2 separate regions of the Homo sapiens genome follow, and region 1 is linked to region 2. Evidence: read pairs that join two places in POLR2A ChIA-PET (ENCODE). Cell type or tissue: Panc1. All regions are shown on one strand. Each heading gives the region's core, and the rest is flanking DNA. Links, peaks and the distances in the headings are about the cores only. Region 1 has its middle 4.9 kb from the start of B3GALNT2. Region 2 has its middle 3.3 kb from the start of NID1.

Evidence for each region. ChIA-PET counts read pairs that join two places held together with the same protein. Peaks named below come from ENCODE experiments on the same cell type or tissue, not always from the same donor. Only the 100,000 strongest peaks of a DNase experiment are listed, where the experiment ranks them.
Region 1: POLR2A ChIA-PET joins it to region 2 with 5 read pairs; 2 of 35 experiments call an interaction of 5 or more read pairs at or near these places.

Annotation. Positions count from the first base shown.
Region 1 is chr1:235,507,155-235,511,555 of GRCh38, reverse strand. No RefSeq gene overlaps it. Among named protein-coding and RNA genes, the nearest start is that of B3GALNT2, 4.9 kb to the right of the region's middle. In Panc1, for the core only: no CTCF peak of the experiment used is centred there; no DNase peak of the experiment used is centred there.
Region 2 is chr1:236,066,212-236,070,612 of GRCh38, reverse strand. No RefSeq gene overlaps it. Among named protein-coding and RNA genes, the nearest start is that of NID1, 3.3 kb to the right of the region's middle. In Panc1, for the core only: no CTCF peak of the experiment used is centred there; a DNase peak (open chromatin) is centred at 2,512.

The DNA.
Region 1 (4,401 bases), core at 149-4,148, 560 kb after region 2:
CCTTTGCTTAAAACCCACCATGTAGGCTGGGTGCGGTGGCTCATACTTGTAATCCCAGAACTTTGGGAGCTGGGCCGGCGGATCACTTGAGGTCAGGAGTTCAAGACCAGCCTGGCCAACATGGTAGAACCCCATTTCTATTAAAAATACAAAATGGCTGGCCATGGTGGTGCACGCCTGTAATCCTAGCTACTCTGGAGGCTGAGACAGGAGAATTGCTTGAACCCAGGAGGCAGAGGTTGCAGTGAGCTGAGATCGCGCCACTGCACTCCAGCCCAGGTGACAGAGCAAGACTCTGTCTCAAAAAAAAAACAAAAAAACAAAAAAACAAAAAAAAACAAAACCCCACCATGTAACTACTCCCCTTTCATTTCGGAGTAAAAGCCCAAATCCTTATCATGATTTATATCATATTCTTGCTAGGGACTACATCATCCCCGATTATTCTCCTCACCACTCACTCTGTTCCTGTTACACCAACCTCCCTCCTTGAGCACATTTTTGAAGGACAGTTTGGCAGTGTCTATTTTCCTACTCTTCTTGGAGAAGCCCGAGTCAAGATGCTTTCAGACTGAAATGTTAATGATTCTGTCTGCTAGTGTAAAGGTTGTCTTCTGCAAAGATTATCTGGTCGTCATATCACAGGCATTTAATTTAAAAGAATTCAACCATTGGCTTAAAAAAGAAAGAGAAGCAATCATTTAAATAGCACGCATTACTAGGGCAGCGTGTACCCACCCGAGGCAGAGTGCCAGGAGTCCTGAAAAGAATATCTGAATGATTTTAAGGTTTCCCAACTATTCACCAAAAAAAAAAAAAAAGTGAAATTTGTTGATTAAGTGACCAGGCAAGATGGTTTCCTTGAGGAAGAAAGTGAACAACTAAAGCCTGACGAGAAACTTTAATGATAAAGAATTAGAGGGCCAGGCACAGTGGCTTATGCCTGTAATCCCAGCACTTTGGGAGGCTGAGGTAGAAGGACCGCTTGAGGTCAGGAGTTCGAGACCAGCCTGGGCAGCATAGTGAGAGCTCATCCCTACCAAATAAGTAAATAAGAATTAGAGGAATAAAAAAATACTTTTACAGAATTACATATACAAAAACATACATACTATATATTTTAAACTAAGAGATGTTCAAGGGCAATTTTTATTTCACTGGCTGATCGAATTGGGCCCTGTACTAGAGAAAAGAGAACCAGCAAGAAGTGACCCTCATATGGAAGGGATGAGAAGGCGCTTGGAAGTGTCATTAAAGGGCTGGGGTAAGGCTTAAGGCAAGAGATAGCCAGTAGGGACCTCTATTGGGGGACCATAGGAGCAAGTTTATCTCATATCAAGTTAAAAGTTTTCTGTCTGTATCTTCTCAGGCTAAATTCTTGTATTTATTTATTTTTTTGAGACGGAGTTTCACTCTTGTTGCCCAGGCTGGAGTGCAATGGTGCCATCTCGGCTCACTGCAACCTCCGCCTCCTGGGTTCAAGCAATTCTCCTGCCTCAGCCTCCCGAGTAGCTGGGATTACAGGCATATGCCACCACTCCCGGCTAATTTTGGATTTTTAGTAGAGATGGGTTTTCTCCCTGTTGGTCGGGCTGTTCTGGAACCCAGACCTCAGGGGATCCGCCCGCCTCAGCCTCCCAAAGCACTAGGATTACAGGGGTAAGCCACCGCGCCCGGCCAATCCTTTTACAAGTCTGTTAAACATGCCAGCCATGTCTTAGCTGTGACTGGGGGATAAACGGAGGCACTATGTCTGTGTTTCGGGTCAAAGCAGAAGAATCTGGGGCTGTGGCCTCGAGAAGTGGTTATGAGTTGAGGTGGTTGATAGAGAACACTAGAGCAGTCTGGAACAAGAGGTGGCAACGAGACTGATGATGACCTCGTGGAAAAGAGAACACGCCTTGGTACTTAGAAATATTGAGAGAGGGGACTAGAATTTCTGGAGTTATACAGGTTAAGGGGACAGATTGCATACATGGGGATTGAAAAGGAGGGTGATTCCTCCCTTTCCATCACTGGAAAAGTAAAGAAATTTGGAAAAATTCAGAATATATATACAAGAAGAAATATCTGGGCTATAGTGGCTAAGTCTGGAAAGAAAGATTGGGGTGGGCTGAAGGATTCTAACATTATATATTTTGTTTACACTTGTATTACATTACTTGTGTTTGTTATGATAACCATGCATTAGTTTTTTATTAAACATAAGGTTTAGGGGAAAGTCGAATAACTATACAAATTATTATAAAATTCATTAGAAATAGGCCGGGCTCACGCCAGTAATCCCAGCACTTTGGGATGCCAACGCGGGTGGATCACCTGAGGTCAGGAGTTCAAGACCAGCCTGGCCAACATGGCAAAACCCTGTCTCTACAAAAATACAAAAATTAGCCTGCTGTGGTGGTGCGCTCCTGTAGTCCCAGCTACTCGAAAAGCTGAGCCAAGACAATTGCCTGAAACTGGGAGGCAGAGGTTGCAGTGAGCCCAGACCTGGATGACAGAGCGAAATTCTGTCTCAAAAAAAAAAAAAAATATATATATATATGTGAGAAATAAAGAGTATTGAGAGGGAGAATTGCCCTCTGGATTACAAAATATTATACAACTAGGATCATTAGAGTATTACGGTACTGATGAAAGGACAGATGAATGCAAAACTGTGGCTTGGAAACAAATACTATTATGTTAAAAATTTTTAATAAATTGAGGTGATGTCATAAACTAATAGGGAAATAATGGGCCAGGACAATAGTTAGCTATATGAAAAAAATTAATTAATTTTGAGATCCTTGCATTACACCATATTCCTAAATAAATTCCAAATGGATTAAAACATTAAATAAAACAAACAAGAATATTGACCAGATCTCACGATCAGAATCATCCTAAAATATGGAAAAAAATTAAATATTGATCATTTGAATTTATAAAAATTTAAAGTGTTTTTGTGTCCTAAAAGTTATAAAATTAGAAGGCAAGAAAACTGAGGAAAAATAAAGGGCTTATACAAATGGATAAAAGGAAGATACATGACTAATTAACAAAAGAAATAGAAACAGCTAACGAACATAAGAATATTCAATCTCATTGATGAAAAGTTTTGTCCTTTGAATTAATAAAGAACTTTTTTAAAATATGAGGGTGAGATAAGAGAAACATATTGAAGGCAGACATACACATTGAAACAATAGCAGTATGAATAAAGCGGCTTAAAAATAATATCAGAAAAGGAAATTATCTGAAATGTGGAAAAAGTTTTGTGCACAGAAGTGCCAGTATTACTTATTATAGTGGAATAATGGAAACAACCTGTATGTCCAATAATACGGGACCAGATAAGAAATTATAGTGTGGACAAATGATTAAGTTATATTTTCTGAGACTACTAATTAAATATGGGAAGGCTTATAGGTTAGGTGAAAATAGTTGGATATAAATTCTAACTTACAGTATGAATGGCAAATTTTTTTAATGAAAAAACTTTTAAAAAATGTATGAATTGTATGTAGTATGATTTCTTATATTCTTCTGTTTTCCAAGATCCTTTTCATAATCATGTATTACATTGGTAATCAGAAAAAAAAATTCTTCTTTAGAGCCTTCACAATAAAGTCCAAATTCCTTAGCAAAGTTTATGATTACAACCTGGCCTCTGCCTTCTGTTCACCTTCTCATCATTGCCGTGTTCCTAACTTGCACTAAGGTCATACCAATTGCTTACATTTCCCTAATTGCCGTGTCATCACTAGCTCAGGTTTATTTATTTTATTTTTTATTTTTTTGCCTACAGTGCTCTTGAATGTCCTTCCTACTTTCTGGCCCTGTTAACTGGCCACTTTGACTTCAAGCCCCGGCCCTGTATTTTCAAGAGATAGCCTCCTCTGGGGACCCTTGAGTAGAGTTAAATATAGTTGGCCCTCCATATCCCTGGGTACTGCATCTATGAATTCAACCAACCTCAAATTCAGGAAAAAAGCAAACTTGAATTTGCGCATGCCATTGAATCCACGTGAATGAAGTGATGCGTAGACATCATATTAGGTGTTATAAGTAATTTAGAGATGATTTCGCGTATATGAGAGGATGTGTGTATGTTATATGCAAATATTATACCATTTTATATAAGGGACTTGAGCATCCATGAATTTTGGTATCCATAGAAGGTCCAGAACCAATCCCCCATGAGTAGAGACAGCTGTACCCCCTGCTTTGTGCTGCTCTAACATCCTGTGCATTCCTTTCTCAGAGCACTTATCACATTGAATTGCCATCATGGTTACCAACCACCCTAGTTTGTCTCTCCCTAATTCTAATTCTGTTAACTTGTTCCTACTTACCCTATGAGCCCCTTGAGTGCACAGACTGTTTATATCACTACTGAGTTTTTTTATTCTTTCCATT
Region 2 (4,401 bases), core at 278-4,277:
GAAAGTGCATGACAACTGAATGCAGTTTGTAATCTGGTATTTTCTTTTGCTATTAAAAGACATTATATTGACATCTGGTGAACTCTGAATAAGAGCTGTCAATTAGATTATAGTATGATATCAATGTTAATTTCCTTATTTTGGCAATTGTGTTATGGCTAGGTGAGAGAATGTTCTAGTTTTAAAGAAGCATATACTTAAGCATTCAGAGGTAAAGAGGTATCATGTTTGCAACTTACCCTCAATGGTCCAGATAAAAATTTATGTATATATATATGTATCGATGTGTCTGTGTGTGTGTGCATGCATGTGTGAGTGTGTGGAGAGAGAGACAGACAGAGAGAGAGAAAGACAGAGAGAAAGCAAACATGGCAAAATGTTAATATTAAGGAAAATCTGAGTATATGGGATATGGGAATATAAGGGTATATGGAATCGTTTTGTATTATTTTTGCAATTTTTATGTAAGGTTGAAAATTACATAAATCAAGATTAAAAATTAAAATAACAACAAAAGGCAAGTGGAACCCCAGCAGTGAATGCTGGAGGTCTGATGATAATGAACCAGGAAAACGTTCATGGGAAAACAGGATGTAGAACTATAGGAATTAAACTTTACCCTGAAAAGCTTGGCATCTTCCCAAACATAGGTGGACATAATTGTGTTTTCCCAAGGTACTTTTTATCCTAATCGCCTTTGAAAACAGAATAAAGTGAACACCAAATCCTGCTTCACTCTCATCCTTTGTCAGAGTGTTTTTTTGTTTTGTTTTGTTTTGTTTTGTTTTTTGAGACAGAGTCTCGCTCTGTCGCCCAGGTTGGAGTTCAGTGGCGCGATCTAGGCTCACTGCAAGCTCCGCCTCCCGGGTTCATGCCATTCTCCTGCCTCAGCCTCCCGAGTAGCTGGGACTACAGGCGCCCGCCACCACGCCTGGCTAATTTTTTGTATTTTTTTAGTAGAGGCGGGGTTTCACCGTGTTAGCCAGGATGATCTCGATCACATGACCTCGTGATCCGCCCGCCTCGGCCTCCCAAAGTGCTGGGATTACAGGCTTGAGCCACCGCCCCCGGCCAAGGGTGTCATTTTTATCTGAGATCACAATTGAGTGTGGGTTGTTTAAAATACTCATGAATTGGCCGGGCTCGGTGGCTCACGACTGTAATTGCAGCACTTTGGGAGGCCGAGGTGGGCGGATCACGAGGTCAGGATATCAAGACCATCCTGGCTAACATGGTGAAACCCCGTCTCTACTAAAAATACAAAAAAAAAAAAAAAAAAAAAAAAAAAAAATTGGCCGGGCGTGGTGGCGGGCGCCTGTAGTCCCAGCTACTCGGTAGGCTGAGGCAGGAGAATGGCGTGAACCCAGGAGGCGGAGTTTGCAGTGAGCCGAGATCGCGCCAGTGCACTCCACGCTGGGCAACAGAGCGAGACTCCGTCTCAAATAAAATTAAAAAAAAAATTCATGAATTAGGCGAATTCCCTGGAATTGGAACACTAATACATTCACATCTATATGACATCTGGAAAATAAAAGAAAGCTCCATGGCCATACATGGTCAGTTACCAATCCTCACAGGAGAGTGAGATTAGAACAAATGCCTCCTTCAGAGCAATAGCCAATTGAGCTATTTTCCCACTCAGCTGCCTGGACTTTTGTCTGAATCGTCAGAGAGAAGAGTTACCTTGGGGCCGGGTGTGGTGGCTCACAACTGTAATCCCAGCACTTTGGGAGGCTGAGGCAGGAGGATCACCTGAGGTCAGGACTTCGAGACCAGCCTGGCCAACATGATGAAATCCCATCTCTACTAGAAATACAAAAATTAGTCGGGCGTGGTGGCATGCCTGTAATCCCAGCTACTCAGGAGACTGAGGCAGGAGAATCACCTGAAACTGGGAGGTGGAGGTGGCAGTGAGCCGAGATCACGCCACCGCACTCCAGCCTGGGTGACTGAGGGAGACTCCATCTCAAAAATCAAACACACAAAAAAAGAAAAGTTACCGTGGCTTCTTATAGACACACAGCCTGAGACCTGCTTCTTAAATTTTGTGTTTCTGCCTCATCAGGATGACAGCCATCAAGAAAAGAGTATAAATCTCAAAAGAGCAAGGTTTCATTTTTTTTTAAAGCTGGTATATTACAGAATTATGGGTACCATTGGTACTGCAGATATCAGATGATTCTTAAACATATCAGTGAGTTCTTAAATGGTTAAGAACTGTGCACATTATTAATGTGTATGCAGCATTGGGCTAGGCTCTGCGAAGTCAGGAAAACAAATAAAGCACATGGGCCTTGCCCCCAATGAGCTCTTATCCCCGAAAAACATACGAAATGACTAGAGAAAAAGACCGAATTATTATATACACTTAGAAAATGTCCAGAGCACAATATAAAAGTAAGTATTCGATGATGAATGTGTTTGGAACTACTAATTCTAAAGGAGTGACAGGGACACACTGTCCTAGTAGGAGACACAGCATCAATATTACGTCCTACAAGGACTGGGCAATGTGAGGCGAGTGCAGGGCTATAAATAGTAAATGACAGAGAATTTACCGTATATACTGGACTTACTCAGGCCAAGAGATACTGATGAAATAAAGGAGCACAAGCATGCACAGATAGATCGTGAGCATTATGTATAAACAATGGAGCAAATAGATCTTGTGGGTGGAAATAAAGGGAGAAACCTTTCCTTCCATAGATGGGCAGGATGGCGCGGCAGAAAGAATAATAGCTTTGGTGTCGGACAAACTGGATTCAAATCCTAGCTCTTTCACTACCTGTGTAAAACTGGGCAAGTTATCTAATCATTGCAAACCTTGTTTTCACTACATAGGGCTACTAGCTTGTGCAGTTATTAGTATTAAATTGAATGCTACATTAAGCATCTAGCAGAAGCAGCATTCAACAAGCGATATCTCTTGTTGGTTTGTGTATTTCTTAAAGCATCGCACTGTTATTGTTGTGTTTGTCTCCCTGATAGATTGTGAGCTTCTCAAAGAAAGGACTGTGCCTTAACGGTCTTGGCATTTTGAATTTCTAGTATAGAATCTGGCTCATGGTAGATTCTCAGTAAATATTGACATAATAAGAATCACGAAAACTGTACATTTAGGTAACAACGATGGTTTGATATTAACGGAATACTTACTTTGTGCCCAGCTAGGAGCATTTAATGAATCACCTTATCTAATCCTCACGACAATCCTTCGATTTTAACTATGAACATCCCATACAAGTGACAAGGATATTGAAGCTTAGAAACCTGCCCGTGCTTATACAGCCAGTAAATGGAGAGCCTTGACCTCAGCCAGGTTGGATTCAGGCTGTGCTGAACCAGCAAAGTAGAGAACTGCTCTCCTCCTGTAGTTGCTGAGGAAAGTCCCATGGATGGACCAATAGGAGTTTCAGAAGCTGCCTGAGTACCAAAAAGGGAGAGAATTCGTGAGAAGGGTAAGAGCATTCCAGGCACAGACTACAGCTTCAGAGACAGCTCTGATGTGTGACAGAGGCTGGGGTGGGGTTTTTTGAAGGAGGAGTGTTGAAGGCACAGGCCAAAAAAGGCCTACTGAGCTTGGGGTTTCCCTCAACCACAGGGCATGGGGAAGTCGTGGGGCCCGTGTCACGTGCGGGTGAAGATAGAGAAGAATCTCCATACAGAGATCCTGTAGCAGCTGAAACAGGCAGTGCTGGGGCCCAGAAGCCCAGAAATAGTCAGAAACACAGATGGCATAGAGTAGAGTCAGAAGTGCTTCTGGGGAGCAGGCTGGGGGCTCACAGTGCTGTATTGTTGGGAGGGAACTGAAGGAAAAGCACCATATTTGACAACAGACTGCAGGCTGCAGTAAAAGGTAGTAAACAGAGGGCACTTAATGCAGTGGTTATAAGTGGGGTCCTTGCAGCTGGAACACCTAGGGTCACTTACCGGCTCCCAGCTGCATGACCTTAGCAACATGACTTAACCTCTCTGGGCCTCTATGCCCCTTCTCTGTAAAACAGGGAAGGTCTGTTTCCTAGGGTTACTGTGAGTGCAAAATGAATGAATACTTGTAGAACACATGCTGTCTCTGATGGGTAATAAATGTTATTTCTGATGGCGAATGAATTCAAAAGAAAAAGACAAGTTCTCATGAGTAAATCAAAAGTGTTTTGCTTAGAAGGCATGTTTCCTTTGCTTTTTCTTCCTGTCTTTGCTGGTTCAGAACTCATGCCCCCTAAATTTTATACAGAATTTGCTGTTTTCTGAAAAATTATTATAAACTAGGTTCAAGGTCGTTACTTTTAGCTGCTGACAGGAAACGGGGACGTCCTGTTGACCGCTGATAGGTCTGACATCAAACATATCCAACTCCAGCTGTCCCAGATCCTCTTCCCTGACGTCAAAAGGCAGTACTGG